2 separate regions of the Homo sapiens genome follow, and region 2 is linked to region 1. A link is an interaction called in ENCODE POLR2A ChIA-PET data of the cell type or tissue named here. Cell type or tissue: GM12878. All regions are shown on one strand. Links, peaks and the distances in the headings refer to the core of each region. The heading gives the core; the rest is flanking DNA. Region 1 overlaps LLPH (LLP homolog, long-term synaptic facilitation factor). Region 2 overlaps GRIP1 (glutamate receptor interacting protein 1).

Region 1 (4,400 bases), core at 252-4,251:
CAATAGAGATAAAACAGATGATGTACTGACAAATTTTTGTGAACTTAGATTTTAAAGAAAGTTGTTGTATAATCATATCATTTAAAAATACTACATTAGGGCTGGGCATGGTGGCTCACACCTGTAATCCCAGCACTTTGGGAGGCCGAGGCAGGTGGATCACGAGGTCAGTTCGAGACTAGCCTGGCTAATACAGTGAAACCCCATCTCTACTAAAAATACAAAATTAGCCGGGCATGGGGGCGCGCACCTGTAGTTCCAGCTACTCGGGAGGCTGAGGCAGGATAATTGCTTGAACCCAGGAGATGGAGGTTGCAGTGAGCCAAGATTGCCCCACTGCACTCCACCCTGGGCAATGGAGTAGGACTCTGTCTCAAAAAAAAAAAAAATAATGGATCTTATAAAGTACTTGTGTGGAGCTTTGATTCCACAGAATAAAAGATATTTTGTGTGTAGATCTTCAAGTCTGATTTTTTTTTCTTTCATGTATGCTTAAGGTTTTTTAGTCCTAGAGAAGACCAGATTTCAATTAAATGTTTTCTTATCTTAATTTTAGGTAGAATATTAACATATACAAATCAGTATGCTTTTTAGGAAATTAGAACATTTCAGGTTTTTCATGGAAACTGATTTAATGTTCTTTAGTGTTAATATTGTGTGGCCTAATATAGTATCATGCAGCATTCCCCGGAGTGTGTTCTTCAGTATCAGTTTCCTCTGGATGCTTGGTTAAAAAAAATAAATTGTGTTCACATCGATTTGGGAAATGCTACATACTTGAAGATTTACAAAAGATTTTAGTTTAGGATTAGAATAGTCCTACAGGGTTCCAGCAGCAAAGAAACCTGTTTAGCGTCTACTCTTTGAAACTAGTTTTCTGAGAAATGATTTTTAGTTAAATCTGTCTTACTACAGTTTGCTAAATTCATTTTTATTTTACTTTTAGTTAAGCAATCTAAACTTAGCATTCCCTCTGAATTTCACTATAATCAGATTAACCATCTCATATGTTAACTGGAACAACCAAATACTTACTGAGTGCCTAGTATGTGGGCCAGGGACTTTCCAGATGCTTGGGACAGATTGAATAAGATAAGATTTCTGCTCTCATAGGGCTGAGAGCTGTGTATCTGTTTAGAAGAAGATGTTAACTTCCCAGGAGAACTCAAGTAAAATGTGAAATAGAATAAGGCCACTTGGTCATGAGGTCACAAACTTTGTGCCAGGCACACTGCTAAATTGGGGCACAATACATGGACATGTATTGTAATAAAGAGGACATGACCCAAATGTTTCAGAAAATTTAAGCTTATAAAATTTGATGCCAGTAAACTCTTGGAATTGTTTAAATATAGTAGACTTTTCTTATTTTTCTCAATAGTTTATTGAAAAGTTGGTAGATAACTTTAAATGCTTAAAATTTCTTAACAGCTAAGAAAGATATGAATTGAAAGATGTCATTCATGATCTTTGTTGCCTTTGGTGTAGGTATGAATAACACTAGCATTTGTGAGGGAAAAGTGAATATGTACATTTTTATTCATAAAATAAAAAAAATTGCAAACAACCAGTTAAGCCACTGACAATATCAGCCTAAATACAGTAGCTGAATTATTTATGTTTTTTTTTTTTTTTTTTTTGAGATGGGGTCTCACTCTGTCACCCAGGCTGGAGTGATTGGCACAAGTGTGGCTCCGCTGCAACCTCCACCTCCCAGGCTGAAGCGATTCTCCCACCTCAGCCTCCCCAGTAGCTGGGACTACAGGTGGGTGCCACCACGCCCAGCTAATTTTTGTATTTTTGTAGAGACAGGGTTTCGCCATGTTGCCCAGGCTGGTCTCAAACTCCTGGACTCAAGTAATCCACCTGCCCCAGCCTCCCAAAGTGGTGGGATTACATGCGTGAGCCACCACACCCGGCCTAATGTAGACATTTTTTATGATTTTTGGAAAAGGGGGCCAGGCACCAAATTCTAACAATTTGGGAGGCTGAGGCAGATGGATCACCTGAGGTCAGGAGTTTGAGACCAGCCTGACCAACATGGTGAAACCCTGTCTCTACTAAAAATACAAAGTTAGCTGGGCATGGTGGCAGGTGCCTGTAATCCCAGCTACTTGGGAGGCTGAGGAAGGAGAATCGCTTGAACCTGGGAGGCAGAGGTTGCAGTGAGTCAAGACCACACCATTGCACTCCAGCCTGAGCAAGAAGAGCGAAACTCCATCTCAAAAAAAAAAAAAAAAAAAGTCTACATTCGTGATATTACACAGTTGGCACTTATTTACATTTTGGCAGCATTGTCAGGTAGAGACCAATGCCAGGGTTATGTTCATGTTTTCTGTGGCTGATAACCTCTAATTTGATTCTGTTGATAGTAGCTTTGAGCTTTCATCCAGAGCCTCTCTGATGTTAGGATTTTCACTTCATTGTGTCCAGTCATGAAGTTTGTCCATTCAGGATTTAACTTGAAAGTTAACAAAATCAAAAATCAAAGCACCATTACCAGAAAACATATTTGGGAATCATGTTCTCAAGTGTCACATGGCCTCTGGAAAGGCGACTGCTGAAGAGAAGTTTACTGACACAGTGTTGTCAGTACCCTCTAAGGCACTGAGTTCCTGAACACTACCAGCAAGATTCTCCCCACCTCCAAATATTGGCAGGAAATTTAGACTAGCATTTCAAAATTAGTGCAGGGGTATGGTCACATCTTTGGCACTTTATTTTTAAAGATTACAAATCGAGAAGTATAGCATAGTCCTTTTATCTTTTAAATAATTAGCTTATTTTTTTGAAATTTGTCATCTTTTTGACTGACATTTTCCAGAGAATTGCTGTAAAGCCACAAGATGGAGCTCAAGCTAAGCACCAAATCATTTTGGAATTAGATTGAGTGAGCTAAATCACATTAGGAATTGAATGTAACACTTTTTGTGTTTTAAGAAATTAAGTCTGAAATCAAAATATAATTTAAAGATGATCAAAACTGCTTCAAGTATTAACTCATTTAATCTGCCCAGCAATCTCATGAGTTTGGTACTAATGTTATCTGAGTTTGGTACTAATGTAATCTCTGTTTACACATGGGGAAACTGAGGCACACAGGCCATACAACTAAAACTGAAATCTGGGATTCAAATTTAGGCAGTGTGGCTCTAGAGCCTATACTCTTACAATGCCATTCTGCCTCTCAAGGATGTGCAAACTCTTGCTAAGAGAGAAAGGTGATTTTAGGATAGAATACCTATTTTTGGGTCAACCTGTGATAGATTGGGTTCATGTGGGCTCAGGATCAGATAAAGAGCAGGTTTAAGTAGAATAATGATGTACAGAACCCTCCTCAAATCTCTAGGCCTAAGGCAGACTGGATTTCCTCAGGTGACACTTCATTAGGAATGGGCTGACCAATCCAAAAGGGGAAGGTGTAGGCCATGATCAGTAGTTGCCCAAGGTACTAATCAGAGAAGAAATGCAAACTGCAGTTGAAGCTCTAAGGTAGAATCAAGTAGTGGTTTTGACCACATCCTATTTTCTACTGTCACATTAGTGTAGATATCTCTTCCCACTATGTAATTCACATGCTACATCAAATAAGGATGCAGCAGTATATATTTGCTTATTAGGAAATTCAGATATTTTCAAAATTTGGATCCGTGTTTCTGGAATATGGCTTAAGAGTTGGAGAAGAAAAATAGCTATAAATGACTTGAATCAAATATCTGAAATGGACTGGTGGTGATGGTGAGGGGCAGCAATGTGTAATTTAGGGAAGTGCTGACCACAACATAAAATTGGGAGGAATCTAAGGCATTGCCAAATTTATAAATACTACAATAGAAATGCAGATGCTAAGCTGTTGGCTAATCTTACTAGTTAAGTGACTAACTTCTGATGCCATCTGGCAGAGTGATTCAAATTTGTGCTAAACACAAAATATATGTCTTTTTCCCTCTATTTGCCTGCATGTATTAATAAAAACACTGTTGCAGTAGACACATACCAATTTTACAAGGAAATGTTTAGGGGTGAGGTGGGACTGTTAAATACTTACATCAGGTCAAAGGTCACTCTGCTGTTTCCAGAGGACTGTCAGGTAGCCAGGAGGCCCAGGGCCACTTTTGGGCCTGCTTACAAAACCCTAAATTTTCCGCAGTTGAATGCCAAGAGTCTTTTGCAGTTATTTTAGAGCAGGGGAGAAAATACAATGTGTTGCCAAATAAGCTTAATTTGGTAGGCAAGCAGTAAAAATAACCCAACAGCCAACATTTAGAGAATGCGTACTCTCTTAAATGCTTTATGTATATTATTTAATCTTTAAAACACTGTGGGATCAATACTTTAATTATCCCTATTTTCAGATGAGAAAACAGTTTGAAAGGTTAACTAAATTTACCCAAAGTCAT
Region 2 (4,400 bases), core at 121-4,120, 510 kb before region 1:
TTCTATTTGAATATCACCTTTAAGATCTCTTTTATCAGAGCAGTAAGCAGAGCCAATGAACAAATATTTATCAAGTGCCTATAATGTACAAGATGCTCTGTGGGAAACAAAAATCAATAAGAAATAACGCCAGCTTCAGCGGTTTTTTTCAATCAAGCCCATGCCCAAGAAAATATTAGCTTTCCTGATTTGCTTACTGTCATTGGAGTAATAGAAAGTTTTAGCCAGGCGCGATGGCTCATGCCTGTAATCCTAGCACTTTGGGAGGCCAAGACAGGCAGATCACTTGAGGTCAGGAGTTCAAGACCAGCCTGGCCAACATGGTGAAACCCCTTCTCTACTATAAATACAAAAATTAGCCGGGCATGGTGGCAGGCACCTGTAATCCCAGCTACTCTTGGTTGGCTGAGGCAGGAGAATCGTTTGAACCTGGGAGGCGGAGGTTGCAGTGAGTGGAGATCATGCCACTGCACTCCAGCCTGGGGGATAAGAGTGAAATTCTGTCTCCAAAAAAAAAAAGTTTTATTTTTCTCATCTATTATTACTAAAATTATCCCAATAAATATAGCCAACAAACGTGGAGATTTAGTTTTGCAGAAATGCTTTCTGGCTATTTCTTCTCTACAATGTAATCTCAGTAAAATCCTAAGAATAGACAGTTCTTCAATAGAGGCTTTCACCTATTTGAAAACATCTTTTATTGCACTGAAAATGTGATAAGATGCAGAAGCAGACTATTGCTTTGATTCATAAGAGAGTAACTGAACCACTCTGAGTCTCTGCTCACTGCCCTCATGTCCATGCCCTCATAGACAGTCTCATAATGATAGCACAGCTAACTTTTGAATGTATGGCCTTTAAGACACCCAGGAAGATAGACTCCATTTTAAACTGTTTTCAACTAACTTCTCCAAGACTTACTTTTCTCACCTGGCAAATGCGATTCATTCTTTCACTCAAAAAAATTTTTATACAAATCAAGCTCTAAAGTCCATGTTTTTTGCCCCATAAGAACTTAAGCCCCTTGAGGGAAGAGACCAGAGGAAAAAGTCCACATCCAGAGAGACTGAGAGTTGGGATTTGAGGACAGGGATTCTGATTTTTTTTTTTTTCCTTGACACAGAGTCTCGCTCTGTTGCCCGGGCTGGAGTGTGGTGGCTTGATCCTGGTTCAACCTCTGCCTCCCAGGTTCAAGGAGTCTCGTGCCTCAGCCTCCTAAGTACCTGGGATTACAGGTATGCACCACCATGCCCAGATAATTTTGTATTTTTAGTAGAGACAGGGTTTCACCATGTTGCCCAGGCTGGCCTCAAACTCCTGGCCTCCAGTGATCTGCCTGTCTCAGCCTCCCAAAGTGCTGGGATTACAGGTGTGAGCCACCACACCCAGCTCTGAATTTTTTTATATTCTCTTCAATACCTAGTAGAAAGAGCCTTGGATATTGTAGCTGCAAAATTTATTATTTAAAAAAAAAGTGTGTAAAGGCCCCCAAGCCCTGGCCTATACTTAATAGAGTAAAAACCCGAGATTCAAAGACTTTCAGGAAAAACAACAAGAACCAAAACTGGCTTGTGGGTCTTTTTAAGGTAAAATTAAGCTATATGAAACTAGAATCTTGACATATTTTCTCACACAAAATTTCAACATGGGAATGTAATAGATGAATGGGTTAGTATTCTTTCAAATGAAGGCTCTATGTATATTTAAAGAATTCACTCCCTCATGGAGAAAGCAAACATTTCTGGATGAAAGTAGGTCCAGTGTGGTTTGTAACATGCTTTTAAGTGTTATTTTAGTACATTGTTTCAGATTTGGTTTAATAATTAACCACGTTCTTTTCCCTGTGTTTTTACATTGTGTCCCTTCCAGAAATTGACTTCTGTGGAAAAATTACATTTGAATGTTCACTTGAGTTAAAGCTTTAAAGCAAATATTACGACTCAAGATTATAATTAGAGGCTTTAGAACTACCAGTCATCGAAGACATGGCTCAGTGGAATCCAAGCTTATTGTTATTAGGGAGCGGAGATGAAGTATAGGAGCTTGTATCACCTTTTGCTTCAGGAACATGACAGTGCCACTCTGATAACTCTGTGAAATGCTGGTCATCACATGTGTTAGGCTTCATGCCATTTGTGTCGTTAAGGCTTGTCAGCACTATGTGCTGCAAAGTGTGAGGGACTGCTCCAGCCAGGCTCATTCATTTTAATATGTCTTGTCAACTTCCCAAGAATATCCTAATGTACTAAAACAAATATTTTCTTGTGGAATAGAGCCTCCTCAATTACACCAAAATCCAGCCATACAATTCAGAACTTTTGTTTCTAGAATATGATAAATGAAAACAGAGAATTAAATTTTGCATGCTAATATGCATACTTGCAATAAAGAAGGAAAAATTACCTGAATGGTGTATTGTGTTTCAGAGAATAGATTTAACATTCCTTTAATGATAGCATTTAAAAATGATTGTTGAGTAGCTACTACTTGTGAGTGTGTGGAAGTACAATGGTGCAAAACAGACTTAGTCCCTGCCCTTTTGGAATTCATAGTTTGGTGGGGTAAAAAATAGATGCCTAACTCTAAACTGTGATTATTTATATAAGGGGTGCTTAACTTCAGCCCTATTGACATTTTGGGCCGGATCATTCTTTGCTGTGGGAGCTGTTCTGGGCATTGCTGGGTGTTTAGCAGCGTCCCCGGCCTCTAACCACTAGGTGCCAACAGCAACCTCTTCCCCAGTTGTGACAATCAAAAATATCTCCAGATGTTGTCACATAATCTCAGGAAAGGAGCAAATTCACCCCTGGTGGAGAGGTGCCCTGATTTATATGAAGGAAAATTACAAGAAATTTTGCGAATACACAACAAGGAAAACTAGGCCTAAATTGGCAAAGCTTTCAGAGAAGTGGCATGGTGATGTTTGTATTAAACTCTGATGAGGGGTTAACAGGACTAAAAGGGCTGGAGGAAGCAGGAGAGGAGGAGGGAAAATGAGAAAAGGAACAAGCTAGTTTAGATTTCCTGCTGAAGGCTGGTTCCTTGTACATGTTAGTACGGGAAATCCCTTGAAAGCAGGGCAGTGTTAGGGTCCTGTTCAGACCCCTGCTTTCACTGGAGGCCTAGGTACACAGGGGAACTCAAGGAATTTTTATTGAAGGCATAATGTATATTCCCTCTAACAGGCACAGTGATGAGCTCTAGAGATATAAAATTACCAAGCCATGTTCTCTGGTATCTGTGAGCTCACAATCTATTTAGAACAAATAAGGGATCTAGAGAAAGCCTGCTCTGAAGAGATGACATTTGAAGAATAGTGAAGGATGGGCAGGTGCCAGGTGGCTATGGCTTTCCCCAGCTGCTCCAAGCAGAGTTGGGGGATTTCTCCTCGATGCTTATTTTGTGGTTTGTTAGTGCTTCTGTCATCGTCCTTACAGCTCTGGGCACAACTAGATCTAAATGATCAAGTATTGGAATTCACAAACAAATCTCTTTCCTTTCTCCCTTTCTCCCCTAGCCTCCTCCTCACACTCCTGCTCTCCAGCCCTCTCAGGCTCTCCCTCCCTCTCACCCTCATTCCCAGGCAGGCAGGCTTCTCCCCAGGGAGCCCTTACACAATCCCAGCTCCAAGACTAGCAGAAGGAGATTTTCTTCCTTTGTAAAATTTCCAACAAAGGGCCTCAAGTCGAGTCCTGCTATGTCTGAGGGAATGACTCCCCGACTCTGAACCAGTCACTACACCCAGGGGATCCAGTGTTCTGATTGACTAGAACTAGGTCTCTGCAACCCCTTCTTCAAATCTGCAGGGAAAATCAGCTCCACTCAAATGGCATGGGGCTGACTTGGGGAAAGACGTATCCTCAGATAAATCCAGATACTATTAGAAGAAAAGGGAGAAATGGATGCTAATTAGACAAGAATATTACTCGTCCACTACAGTAACTTACTCACCCTCCCCAACTACACTGTGAGAACTGCTACAGTCAGCTTTGACACTTGTCAGACATATACTTGACACATGGAAAATATTCAATACATACTGTGGATATTTGCTGAATTAATGAGTGAATGAGAAAGTGAACTGATATTTTCACTTTGTTTTGTGTACTGAGCTCTGATGAAATGAAGAAGAATCAGGGAAATCAATTAGGAGTCTGTTTGGTAGTCCTGCCAGAGATTTGGTAGACTTGGTTGTTGTGTTGAATTTCAGGATTGCAGTCTCCTTAGCAGTACAGAAACATCTTAAGGATAGGCACCGGAATCTACCACAAAGAAATCATCTGATGAAGAGCCAATAGTAATATAGTATTTGTAAAGTGAGTGTGAGCTACCTTGACTGATGAGAAAGAACATCTAAGTATTCTTCATCAAAGGAATGAGTACAGCTGTCATAATGCTTT

The links. ChIA-PET counts read pairs that join two places held together with the same protein. Peaks named below come from ENCODE experiments on the same cell type or tissue, not always from the same donor. Only the 100,000 strongest peaks of a DNase experiment are listed, where the experiment ranks them.
Region 2: POLR2A ChIA-PET joins it to region 1 with 5 read pairs; 2 of 35 experiments call an interaction of 5 or more read pairs at or near these places.

Annotation. Positions count from the first base shown.
Region 1 is chr12:66,119,124-66,123,523 of GRCh38, reverse strand. It overlaps LLPH (LLP homolog, long-term synaptic facilitation factor), which reads left to right. Exons shown (of 3, transcript NM_032338.4): 3 at 1-4,400. Among named protein-coding and RNA genes, the nearest start is that of LLPH, 9.4 kb to the left of the region's middle. In GM12878, for the core only: no CTCF peak of the experiment used is centred there; no DNase peak of the experiment used is centred there.
Region 2 is chr12:66,627,060-66,631,459 of GRCh38, reverse strand. All of the region lies in intron 1 of GRIP1 (glutamate receptor interacting protein 1), which reads left to right. Among named protein-coding and RNA genes, the nearest start is that of GRIP1, 50 kb to the left of the region's middle. RefSeq lists an enhancer at 3,146-3,285. In GM12878, for the core only: no CTCF peak of the experiment used is centred there; no DNase peak of the experiment used is centred there; H3K27ac peaks cover 1,569 bases.